Linked DNA regions of Homo sapiens: regions 2 and 3 are each linked to region 1. Evidence: chromatin contacts called from ENCODE Hi-C or POLR2A ChIA-PET data. All regions are on one chromosome and are shown on one strand. Each heading gives the region's core, a stretch centred on a gene start or an enhancer-like site at or near the end of the contact. The rest is flanking DNA. Distances are from core to core; before and after follow the strand shown.

The links. Hi-C counts contacts between places; a loop is a spot of excess contacts on that map. ChIA-PET counts read pairs that join two places held with the same protein, here RNA polymerase II (POLR2A). Pooled maps may share reads with other maps.
Region 2: a pooled map shows a loop between it and region 1 (21-fold over the local background). The contact joins the promoter of CFAP61 here to the promoter of DSTN in region 1. A Hi-C loop is called at or near these places in 5 of 50 pooled maps.
Region 3: POLR2A ChIA-PET joins it to region 1 with 17 read pairs in MCF 10A. The contact joins the enhancer-like site here to the promoter of DSTN in region 1. POLR2A ChIA-PET finds 5 or more read pairs at or near these places in 2 of 52 experiments (MCF 10A and naive thymus-derived CD4-positive, alpha-beta T cell).

The regions. Positions count from the first base shown.
Region 1 is chr20:17,567,952-17,571,641 of GRCh38, reverse strand. DSTN (destrin, actin depolymerizing factor) reads right to left here and starts at 1,567. Exons shown (of 4, transcript NM_006870.4): 1 at 1,431-1,567. The coding sequence starts at 1,433. It also overlaps a transcript of BFSP1 not described here. RefSeq lists silencers at 1,127-1,416, 1,437-1,626 and an enhancer at 2,037-2,604.
Region 2 is chr20:20,050,959-20,054,648 of GRCh38, reverse strand. It overlaps CFAP61 (cilia and flagella associated protein 61), which reads right to left and starts at 2,117. Exons shown (of 27, transcript NM_015585.4): 1 at 2,058-2,117. It overlaps CRNKL1 (crooked neck pre-mRNA splicing factor 1), which reads left to right and starts at 2,183. Exons shown (of 14, transcript NM_001278628.2): 1 at 2,183-2,357. The coding sequence starts at 2,307. RefSeq lists a silencer at 1,709-1,758 and enhancers at 1,849-2,148, 2,159-2,328.
Region 3 is chr20:19,972,658-19,976,347 of GRCh38, reverse strand. RIN2 (Ras and Rab interactor 2) reads right to left here. Exons shown (of 13, transcript NM_018993.4): 9 at 561-1,694. Among named protein-coding and RNA genes, the nearest start is that of NAA20, 43 kb to the left of the region's middle. Within about 2 kb of position 1,632, at least 33 of the 41 ENCODE cell types and tissues checked have a DNase peak (open chromatin) inside an H3K27ac peak, as active enhancers do.

The DNA of each region.
Region 1 (3,690 bases), core at 318-2,817:
TGAATGGTCTTAAGCGTACCATAACTCAAAGCCCCTAGATTAAGTCTTTCAGTATAAAGTAGCATATACATTTAAAATGTTATTAAATTTCTAATAATTAGATATTAAAAAGACTCAAGATGCTGATACTTTGTAGCTTACAGCATTAAACCAAAGAAGAACCAAAAACTGAACAGTATCAAATCCCTATTACATACATATCTACAGTCATCAAGAAACTACCGGTTTATCTTTTCTTTCACTAAGGGGCCGCCTGCATGTTCACGGAAGTTGTAGTAACTTAAGAAAACCAAAACTGTTATACAGTGAAAACAGTTTGTATGCAGATAAGCTGGTACCAACTGCTTCTAGACAGATGCAATTACAGTGTAATATTTCTAGCAAAGTCTGGTAAGGCTACGCCTGCAAATCACTGACCAAAAATGGTAACAGTGTGTGCACACTAACGAAAACGACAAAATGTTCCAACTGATAGTTCAGTTGAGAATACGTTTTTAAATAGCTAATTAGAGTGACAGTGTAAAGGGGGAAAATATGTAAATTAAGCAAAATGTCCATCATATAGAATATACTAATGAGCACCTGTTTACTTTCTGGTGACTCCAGTATTTTAATGGTTTTTAAAGCTCTTAAATTTGGTTGTATCAGCATCCCAGCATCATGCCCACACCTTGCGCACCAAGTTCTGGCAGAGTCCAACTGTCTACAGGTCAGAAAAAAAATTCTAACCATACACGGACAGATCGGGCAGGGAAGGGTTAAAACAGACACTGCCAAGCTTGACAAGCACGACGAGAGTGCTGCTGGAAGCCGATTGCCAGATAAAAAGAAAAAAACAAAGGAGCTGCAAGGCCACCCCGTTCTAAATCATGCCAGGATCCTGCTCGTTAGCGATCATTCCGTGCTCTAGGACTGTTCCATAAAGGCTTTATCTTCCTTATTGAGATGGACAGACCTCAAGGGCTGGAACGCGCACAAGTCACCAAGCGCCTCAGCGCCAGCTCTGGGGAAACCCACGCCAACAAGGACGGTGGCCGGATTCCGACGCCCCCCGCCCCCCACTCCCCGGCCTCGGTGTGCAGACCCCCGGATGGATTTCACAGAGCGGGTGGGGGCGCTCGACCCCAGCCAGTTGTTGCAAGGCCGGGTCTGGAGACACCCGCAGAGGCCACGCTCAGGGCGGCGGCCTCGCCCCAGCTGGGAGCTGCGCAACAGCCGCGGATCCACCCCGGGGCGCGGGGGCCCAGCCAGGACGGCGGGAGACGGAGGCCCAGAGACCCCCCCTCACCCGCAGCCCGGACACTGCAGCCGGACCGGGTCCCTCCCCGGGCTGAGGCACGGCTCACCCCCTTAGCCCCGACTCCGCGGCGCCCCAGAGACACACTGCTCCCGGCCGCCTCGGCCCACGCCTCGGCCTCCCTCCTACTCACCATCTTCGCCGCGGCGGTCGCAGGGACGCGGGGGAGGGAGCCGGCGGGCAGCGAGTATGCAGACCGTCCTCCTCACGGCTGCGGGACCGAGAGACCCAGCGCTGAGCTGACGCGGCGGCGCGAGCTTACCCCGGGGCGGGCGCGCCTCAGGACGGAACGCGGCTGCGCACGTCACGCACCGCCTGCCGTTGCTACGCAACCAGCCGGCCAGGCAACGCCCCCCCGGCGGCTATCCAGAGTCTCGGAGGGGAGCTTCCCTCATCTGCTGAAGGCTGCGGGGCAGGGTCCGCCTCACCAGAAAGTGTTTAGGGGTGGGGGTGCGTCCTCTCTGGTCTGCAGGAGGCTAGAAGGCGGACTGGGCTGGCTCCTGCTGGCGAGGGGCGGGCAAAAGATGATGGGGGAGGGGTGGCCTTCCTTCGCCTCCTCGGCGGGGCCACCTGACGCCCCACCCACTGTGCAGGCATGGCCCGCGCGGGGAGGCAGCCACCTGGCCAGGTGTGCCTGCCGCTGGGGCGGGGCGAGGCCGTGGAGGGGAAAAGGAGGGGAGAGCCGGGGGAGAGGGGTACAGAGTGTGGGAAGGAGGGGGATTTGGAGGGGAGAGGCGAGGGGCACATAGTTGGGGGAGGAGGAGGATGGAGAGGGGAGGGAAGAGGTGAGGGAGAGGGGACAGTGTGGGGAGAGGAGGGGGATGTGGGGGGAGGGGCGAGGGGGCACTTAGTGGGGGAGGTGGGGGCAAGGGGAGAGGTGAGGGAGAGGGACACAGTGGTGGAAGGAGAGAGATGTTGGGGGTTGGGAGGGCAGGGCCCGAGGAGGGGGAACGCACTGGGGGAGGACCCACGGGAGCGGAGTCGCGGGCCGCGGCAGCGGGGACGCCTCCCGCATTTTTTACCTACTTTGGTGCGATTCCCGCCGCCCTCCCCTGATTGGCCCAGTCTGGCTTGTCCTGCCCTCGCGTGAGGGGAAAAAAGTCTGCACATTTTTCCTCCTTCCCGAGGCGACCGTGGCCATGCAGAGTGCTCTGTGAGTCACCGTTAATTTCAGGTCTGGAAAAACAAGGAGCATTTATTTATCTTTGGGAACTGCCGGGGAAGGAGGCCGGCGGCGCGCAGGGGTGTGGCTGGGAAAGGCCGCGCTGTCCCGGGACGGTGGCGCCAGCCCCGCCGCTCAGTTCTCCGGGTTTTTAATTTGGAATTGTGTTTTTCTAATGGGCGGTTGCGTCGGAAACACGGTTTTCAGAGGGCCCAGATGAATCCCAGCGTTTTTGCTGCGGGTGTTTTTGTGGGAAATAAAGGGAACAAAGAATTTTATAAATTAATTTAGGTTACCGAGAACATCATGGCCTCGACCAAAACTATTTTAATTCTCCAAATATGAGACTTTTGGACAAGATGGTCAGTATTTTTTTTTCCGGCACTACGTAAAATCTAGGTTGTATGTGGCTTTTGTTCTGCCCCACTCAACATAGGAACCCATTTCTCATTACCCTCGTTCTTTTTAAAAAAGACAGTAAGTTGTGCAGTTCTAAGCCTTTACCACCTGAGACATGATTTTTGGCGGGCTAGAGCAGTGGTTCTTTAGCATGCATCAGAATCACCTGGAAAAGTTGTTCAAAGCTAGATTTGTGTGCCCCATCCCCAAGGTTCCCTCACTGCTTCTAAGATGATGCTTGAGAATGGGCATTTCTAACAACTCCTAGGTGATGCTGAAGATGCCAGTCCGAGACCACACTCCTGAACTGAGAAGGAACCCCCCTGTATCCTCCTGCAGCTGGAACCCTTTGCTTTTCTGCCTGCCTAGGACCCTGTGGCCCTTACACTTCTTAATATTCAGACTTCCTTTCTAGTCCAAAAGTGAATGGTGCTCATTTAAGGATACATGCCTGCCTGCTTGCTCCAGCCTCTCCTGCATTTCGTCCTCCACTCTGCCACCAGAGTTAGGTCCAAACATAAGACTGGTCTTGTTACATTCTTGCTTAAAATTTGCTGTGGCTTCCTCCATAACCCTCAGCAGGTCAGTCTGGCCCGTCTGCCTCTGGCCTCAGCCTACTTTTTCTGCCCTATCTCCCATATCTTCCTAAGTGCCCACTGCCCCTCCCAGACGAAACTTCTCATTCCAGAACACCTCTTACTAGTTCTAACTACCTTGATCATGGGCCTGCTTATTTTTTCAGCCTGGGATGTTCCTATCACCCTTCGCATCTGAAGACTTCTCTTACCACTTCCCAAGGATCAATAGTAGTTCCTTCTTTTTTTTTTTTTCG
Region 2 (3,690 bases), core at 868-3,367, 2.5 Mb before region 1:
TGTTGTCTACACAACTAGTCAACTCTGCCATTGTAGCACAGTAACAACCAGAGACAATATCGGCACAAATGAGCATGAATGTATTCCCACAAAATTTTACTTACATACACTGAAAGTTGACTTATGTATAATTTTCATGTGCCATGTAATTTTTAAAAAATGTTTAAAATGTAAACTACATATAAAGTTTAATGTAAAATGTGTGTGTGTATATGTGTATGTATGTGTGTGTGTATATATATATATATATATCCCTAGCTCATTCACAGTCCATACAAAATAGTCAATGGGCTGAATTTAGTCTACGGCCCATAGTTTTCTAACTACTAGAATAGTGTTTTAAAAATATAAAAGGAAAAAATAACCATTAACCTAGACTGATAAACCTAAACAATCACTTTAAAATGAAGATAAAATAAAGACAATTTCATACAAAGACTGAAAGAATTCAAAGAATCTTGTAGAAAGAACTAGGAGATGGTATATTCTGAGAAGAATAAAATCAGAAAGAAGTGGAATACAAGATTAAATGCTGGGAAATAAGAAGGTAAACATGAAGGTATATCTACAAAAGCATTGATGGCAAAAAGTAAGAAGGATAATACATTTTTCCTAAAAAAAAAAAAAAAAAAAAACAAACAAAAAAAACACACACAGAGATGAACTGAATTGCCAGACAACAGAAATGTAAGAGAGAAGGATGGTGATCAGAAGCAAAGTATTCTAGCATGTTTGTACTTTTGAGCAAAGGCAACAGATGATTAAACCAATGATTCATTTGGTAAATCAATTGTTTACAGTAACACATTTAAGGAAAATCACTTCAAAGAAACATCTTTTTAATATTTATTTATTTTGTTAGGTGGCTTTATGAAAGTGATATAAAATCTTCTCTATTTAAATTTTGAAAAGTGAGATAAAATATCTAAATAATATGGTTAATAAAGAGTTATGGCAAATACATTGATGTTGGTTATAACTGACTGCAGTTCTAGAAATCTGCATAAATCTTTTGTTGAAAGTAATATCTGCATTGGTAGACGTGATATTACTACATACATAAATATATATTTTCCCCAAACACCAAAAGAGCTTTGCAACTGTGGAAATTATCCTAACAAATGAGCTGCCAAGTCATGTCATTATACATTTGTCCAACCTCATAGAATGTACACCAAGAGTGAACCCTAATATAAACTATGAACTTTGGGTGATAATGATGTGTCAATGTAGGTTCAAGATTGTAACAAATGTACTGCTCTGGTGGAGGATATTTTTAAGAGTTGGAGGCTGTTAGAGGAGGGAAGAGGTACAATAATTGATAGCAGGAAGCTGTGGAGGGAGGAAATCTCTGTGTCTTCCACTTAATTTTGTTGTGAACCTAAAACTTCTCTAAAAATGTCTATTAAAAAAAATTCTCTTAACCTTTGCTTTTCAGTTTTTGAGGGCAGGTTAAGTATTATAACAGCTAACATCTACTGAGCATTTGTCTTTAATCCTAGTGAAACAGATGTTATTAGCCTTGTTTTATAGTTGAGGACATTGAGGCTAAGAAAATTTAACTAGAGTAATTAAGGCACACACAGAATTTAAACATGTTTCTTATCACAAGACTGAGTTGTTTTCCAGTTACTCTATTTATATTTTTTCCTAATATCTGGCTTCAAAGTACCTTCTGTTATTTTTAATTCCAAGCCTTAGAGTTAATTATTTGGGCACCTTAGAATTATTTGGGCACAACTGTCCCGAAACCAGAAACGAGGGGGCGTGGACCCAGAGACTACTAGAATGCAATGCTCGAGGCATTGCAGCCTAAAAGGGCGGCAGCTCGCCCCGTCGCATGCTGGGAATGGTAGTTTCCTCGCTCTCCCTTCTTCCCCCGCCCTCGAGCATCCAGATTGGAGCTCCGTTCTTACTCCCTTGCAGGGCGCCACGGCTCGACAGAGCCACTCGTCCTCGCCTGGTCATCCCAGTTCCGGAGGCTGACCTGGGGATGCGCCCTGGACGCCCTGCACCGCAGTCCTTGCGTCGCTGCTAGTCAGCACGGCGTTACCCACCTCATCCGCAGCTCCAGGACGCCGCACTCCACGCGCTGCCGCAAGGAGGACGCGCAGCCTGGTCACCATGGAAACGGTGCCGCCTCCGTCACGGCTCAAGCGAGAGGTCAAAGGTCAGTCCTGCAAGTTCCGCTTCCGGTTCCGAGATCCTGTTTGTTTTCTGAAAGCTTTGTGGTTTCGGTGAGCTCTCAGAGCCGATTTCTAGCGTCCGTGCCGGGGACAGGTGTCCAGAGGTCGACTGCTGCAGACATGGCGGCCTCCACCGCGGCCGGGAAGCAGCGGATTCCCAAAGTGGCCAAGGTAGGCGATCGCGAGGGGCCTTGTAGGAGGTGGCCTAGGAAAGGGGCATCCCTCAGCCCTGAGGGTGCCCGGGTTGGGAGAGAGTGTTCCCGCCGGGGAGAAGGCTCACCCTGAGAGATGGAGAGGAAGGGCAGCTGGTGGTGGGGCGCGGGCTCTTGTCATCGCGGAGCACGACCCGCGTTGGCGTGGCCTTCGTTCTGGGGTGGTTTTGCTGGGGAGTGGAGTGGGGTGGTTCGGTGAAGATTTACTGAGCCAGGCACTGCACTGGGCGCTGGGAAGCTACGCTCGTACGCTGGCCACAAGCAGTACTCAAAACACGAGTTTCTGTATAAAGACGACCTTGCTAGATGTTACCGAGAGGCAAAGTAGAATATGCCATGGGCGTGAATAAGGGGGTCGTATGAAGGGGTCCTGAAAGTAAATTTTGCTGAGGAAATGACCTTTAAGCTGAGACTTGAAGGCTGAATAGGAGTTAGCCCAGCTGACAGCGGAGGGCGAGAGTAGACGGTAGGAGTAGTATAGTATCATAAGTTAATTAAACAGTAGACTTACTATCTGGTATTTCCTTTGATAGCTAATACTTACCAAGTGCTTAATATGTGGCAGACTTTGAAGCCTTTACAGATACCCTCCCTCCAGTCTTTCTTGAGCCCGGATGACTCTCTTGAACTGGACCTTTACATAACTATTTGTCTGACTCGCAGGAGTAATGCATATAGAGCAAGTAACACTGTGTCTGGCACTTAGTGCTTATTAAATATGAGCTATCACCATTATCATCATTACTCCACATGTGGCATTAAGTAACATTTTTTATAATTCAGCTACATAAACTTTTATTGGGCATCACTGGTCCAATGGAAATATAATGCACACCACATATGAAATTTTAAATTTTCTCATATCTACATTAAAAAGTAAAAACAAAGCAAAAAAGTGAAATTAATTTTGATAATATATATTTTATTTGAGCTAATGTATCCAAAATATTATCATTTCAACATGTAATCGGTATAAAAAATGTAATGAGGTAGTTTATTCTTTTTTATACTTCATCTTCAAAACCAATGTGTATTTTACACTTACAGTCCACCTCAATTTGTACTCACCACATGTGACTCATAGCTACTGTGTTGGACAGCACAGCTCTAAGCTACGTTAGACTGTAAGCTTCTAAGACCTCAAGAAGCTTACAGTCTAATGATGAGAACTTACTGAAATTGCCTTTGACTTGAAGTGCCATGTAAAACCAAACCCAGTTATACACCGGGGCATTAAATAAGTTGAAGAATTCTGTAAATGCAGGTTGTAATGCTGTTAATAAGATGTGCTA
Region 3 (3,690 bases), core at 383-2,882, 2.4 Mb before region 1:
AGAACAGGGGGCCCGGGGTCCCTAGATGCTGGTCAGGTTCTGCTTATCCAGGGGTTGGTAGTTGTCCCACAGGTAAGCTTGCGGTGGAAACTCATTCCAATGCATACGTGAGTTTTGTGCTCTCTGAACATATGCTACACCTCAATAAAAAGTTTACTTGCAACCAAGACAGAACAAAATACCCACTGCCTCTCAGAAGATAACAAAACTACCTTTGTATGTATGCACAGCCTGCAGAGAAGCACGCGTCCAGAAACACCCGGCACATGTAACACACACACGTTACCACAGCAGGCGGCAGCTGGACCCACAGAGGACCAAACTCCATCCCTGAACAGAATCACTGTGCAGCTCCAATCTGTCACTCCCGAAGACATTTTTGAGTCTGGCAGTCAGCAGCTACTTTGAGAAACTGATTTTTCCATTCAAACCGGGAGAGAAGGTGGAGCTGGGTGTTGTTTTGAACTTCGGAGTAAACTTCATAAAAAATAACAAACATAGGTTGCACTGCCCGGACAGAGTTACAATAGATTTTATATTTTAAAAAAGAGGGTACTTACCTATTTGGTCTTCAGGGATCAGCGACTCGATGGGGGGGTCCAGCTCCGAGCTCTGAGACAAATAGTTCTTGACCTGGGTCATGAACTGCCGGATGGTCTGCAGCATGTCGGTGCTGGACACGTGGCACTCCTTGTTCTCCTGCAGGAAGCTCACGTAGTCCTGCACTAAGCACCCGAAGTAGGTGCATTTGTCCCGGGAAAGCTCGGCGATCCTGCGGACCATCCGCTTCTCCGGGGTCATGAAGGAGCTGAACACCCCGCTCACCTTCTGCAGCTGGGACTTGACGAGCTTGGGCAGCACGAAGGAGCTGCTCCTTTTCTTTTTGGACTTGATGGGGGGCGCCATGGTCTCTTGGTCACTTTCCCCCTCGTAGTCCTCCAGGCTGCTGTTGGTGTCCGCCTCGTAGCCAAACAGAGGCATGCTCCGGTCGAACTCCAGCGAGTCGGAGGAGGAAGTAGAAATGCTCATGTCGCTCAGCCGCTGCCGGCCTCCATGGCACGGGGGCCGTGATTCAGAGCTGGGCGGCGGGGCCCTTGTGCAATCCCCCGGGGCGGCCTCAGGCGGGGCCCCACCTGGGCTGCCAGCTGTGCCCAGCTCCAGCTCCGGGCCTGCGCCCGGCCGGCCGCCGCTCAAGGTCTTTGCACCGCCCTCTGCTTCCAGAAAAGAAGCCTGCTTCTTCAGCCGGGGTGGAGGGATGGGAGTTGGTTTCGTTCCAGGCAGAGCTACGTTCCCATGTTTGTTATGGTTGACTGTTTCTGGCATGCTCGTCTGGGTTTCAGTCCTGGCCAGCCGAGGGCTTGTGTGGAGACTATTAATAGCGGGTGGCGGGGGCCTGGGTGGGGGGGACCGAGTCCGCTCCGTGCCATTCGCGTTGGGAGTCCTTGTGCTCGGCCGTTTCAGGCCTCCACTGAGGTCCTGGCTGTGCACTTTCAAGAAAAGGGGATTAATAAAGCACAGGGCCCCGTTGGTCTGGCTGCACTCCAGCTCTGAAGGCGTCCTGGTTTTGATAGAATGCACTCCATTTATAAGGCAGAGCTGACGCAGGGAGGCAGGACAGACACCGTCGGAGGAAAGAGGCCTATGGGGAGGTGGAAGGTTCGGGGGTTTGCTGTCAGCTGGGGAGCTCCAGAAATCTGAAAGTCATTATCAGTGAACACAAGAATGTAAATACGGTACACTCAGACCATTCCTTCACAAATTAAAAAAAGCACACTGCATGACAACGCGAGTCTTGCGGGGTGGGGTAGGGGGTGCGTTGTACTCAGGTTTACTGCATTCCTTTACTGGAAAGGGCAGAAAGGCTGCCAGGCCCAGCTGTGGGCTCACAGGAAGGCTCCAGGGGTCTGTCACCTTCAAAGCCCTGGAGAAATGGCTTGGCCAACATAGGATTCCAGCCCTGCCTTTTCACAGGTAAGTTGGAAGAAAAAAAGGAACTGGAATTGCTCCAGTATAAGCTCAAAAAAGGTCACTGGGGCTTCCTGACTTGCTTTACAAAAACTGAACCGACTTACAAAGCAACACCACCCTTTCCCAACAACTTCTCCTGGGATGCCCTCCACAGTGCAGCTGCCAGCCAAGGAATCGGGCCTTGAAGTTCCCCTTTAATGGGCAGGACCAGCAGCTGGGCCTGGGGGATGTTACACAATCTGCCTAGGGTTTTACACATTCAGCATTAAAACCACCAAAGGAGGAAAACTACATTCATGGGTCCCATCAGCAGAAAAACCACAGCAAGCTTAATGTGCAGTGCAGGCCCAACCATTTACCTTTGTGGTTTGGAGTCCCTCCTTCCCAAATCCTATATAACCTCCTCACCATGCTCATAAATATGCAATGCTCTGCGAAGTAGTGCAGATTGCTTATTGATCTGTACTGCCTGTGTCTCCTCTTGCAGATGAGTCTCAGTGTTCCATGTAAGTTGAGGGAGGTAGTGCTGTGATCAGTGGTGCCTGTTATAATTTCCATTTGGGATAGGTTATTCTTTTTTTTTTTTCCCTTGAGACGGAGTCTTGCTCTGTCGCCCAGGCTGGAGTGCAGTGGCACGATCTTGGCTCACTGCAACCACCACCTCCCAGGTTCAAGTGATTCTCCTTCCTCAGCCTCCCGAGTAGCTGGGACTACAGGCGCACACCACCACGCCTGGCTAATTTTGGTATTTTTAGGAGAGACGGGGTTTCACCATGTTTACCAGGCTGGTCTCCAACTCCTGAACTCAGGTGATCCACCTGCCTTGGCCTCCCAAAGTGCTGGGATTACAGGAGTGAGCCACTGTGCCTGGCCTGGAATGGGTTATTCTCTATCTCTAGCTATGCTTTGCAGTGTCTTTCTTTCCCATGGGCCCAGAATGGCTGGCCATGGGAGGACTGAGATGAAGCCCTTTGGGAGTCCTGGCTCTCCCTTGTCTGTGTGGTGACAGCCGTGTCACCTGCCTTATGTAATCTATCCTGTATCCCTCCTTCTCTCTCCCGACTCCCGCACTGTCCAACAAGAAAGCCAACAGCCACAGGTGGCTATTGAGCACTTGAAGTTGGCTAGTACAACCGAGGAAGTCAATATCAAATCTCATTCAGTGTCAATCAATTTAAATTTTAGAACTCATGTTCAGTTCAGTTACTGGAAAACGTTTAAGTATCTTTGGAACTTGGTTATGAGAATCTACCTTTTTAACTGTGAATTTAATGAAATCTAAATACAAACCATGTATTTCTGACAAACATTCAGGGCCTGAGTTTGAGATATGCTGTAAGTATAAAATAACTCATTGGGTTTCGAATACATGATATGAAAAAAAGAATGTAAAACATTTCATACCTTAAAATTTTTTATATTGGCTGCATGTAGAAATTATAATGTTTTGGATATATTAAATACAACAAAATAAATTATTAAAATCAATTTAACCTGTGTGGCTACTAGACAGTTTCAAATTACACACAGATTAGCCTTATGTTTCTATTACCCAGGACAGCAGGTCTTGGAGAAATTACTTCCACCTCCTTTGAGTCCTCCTTAGACTTATACTGTCACAGCTGTAAATCTTTTGTAAGGCTTTGTATATTTAGTTCACGTGTATATCTATCTCCCATATAAACTACAAATCTCATTGGCAGTAGGTACAGGCACAGGGAG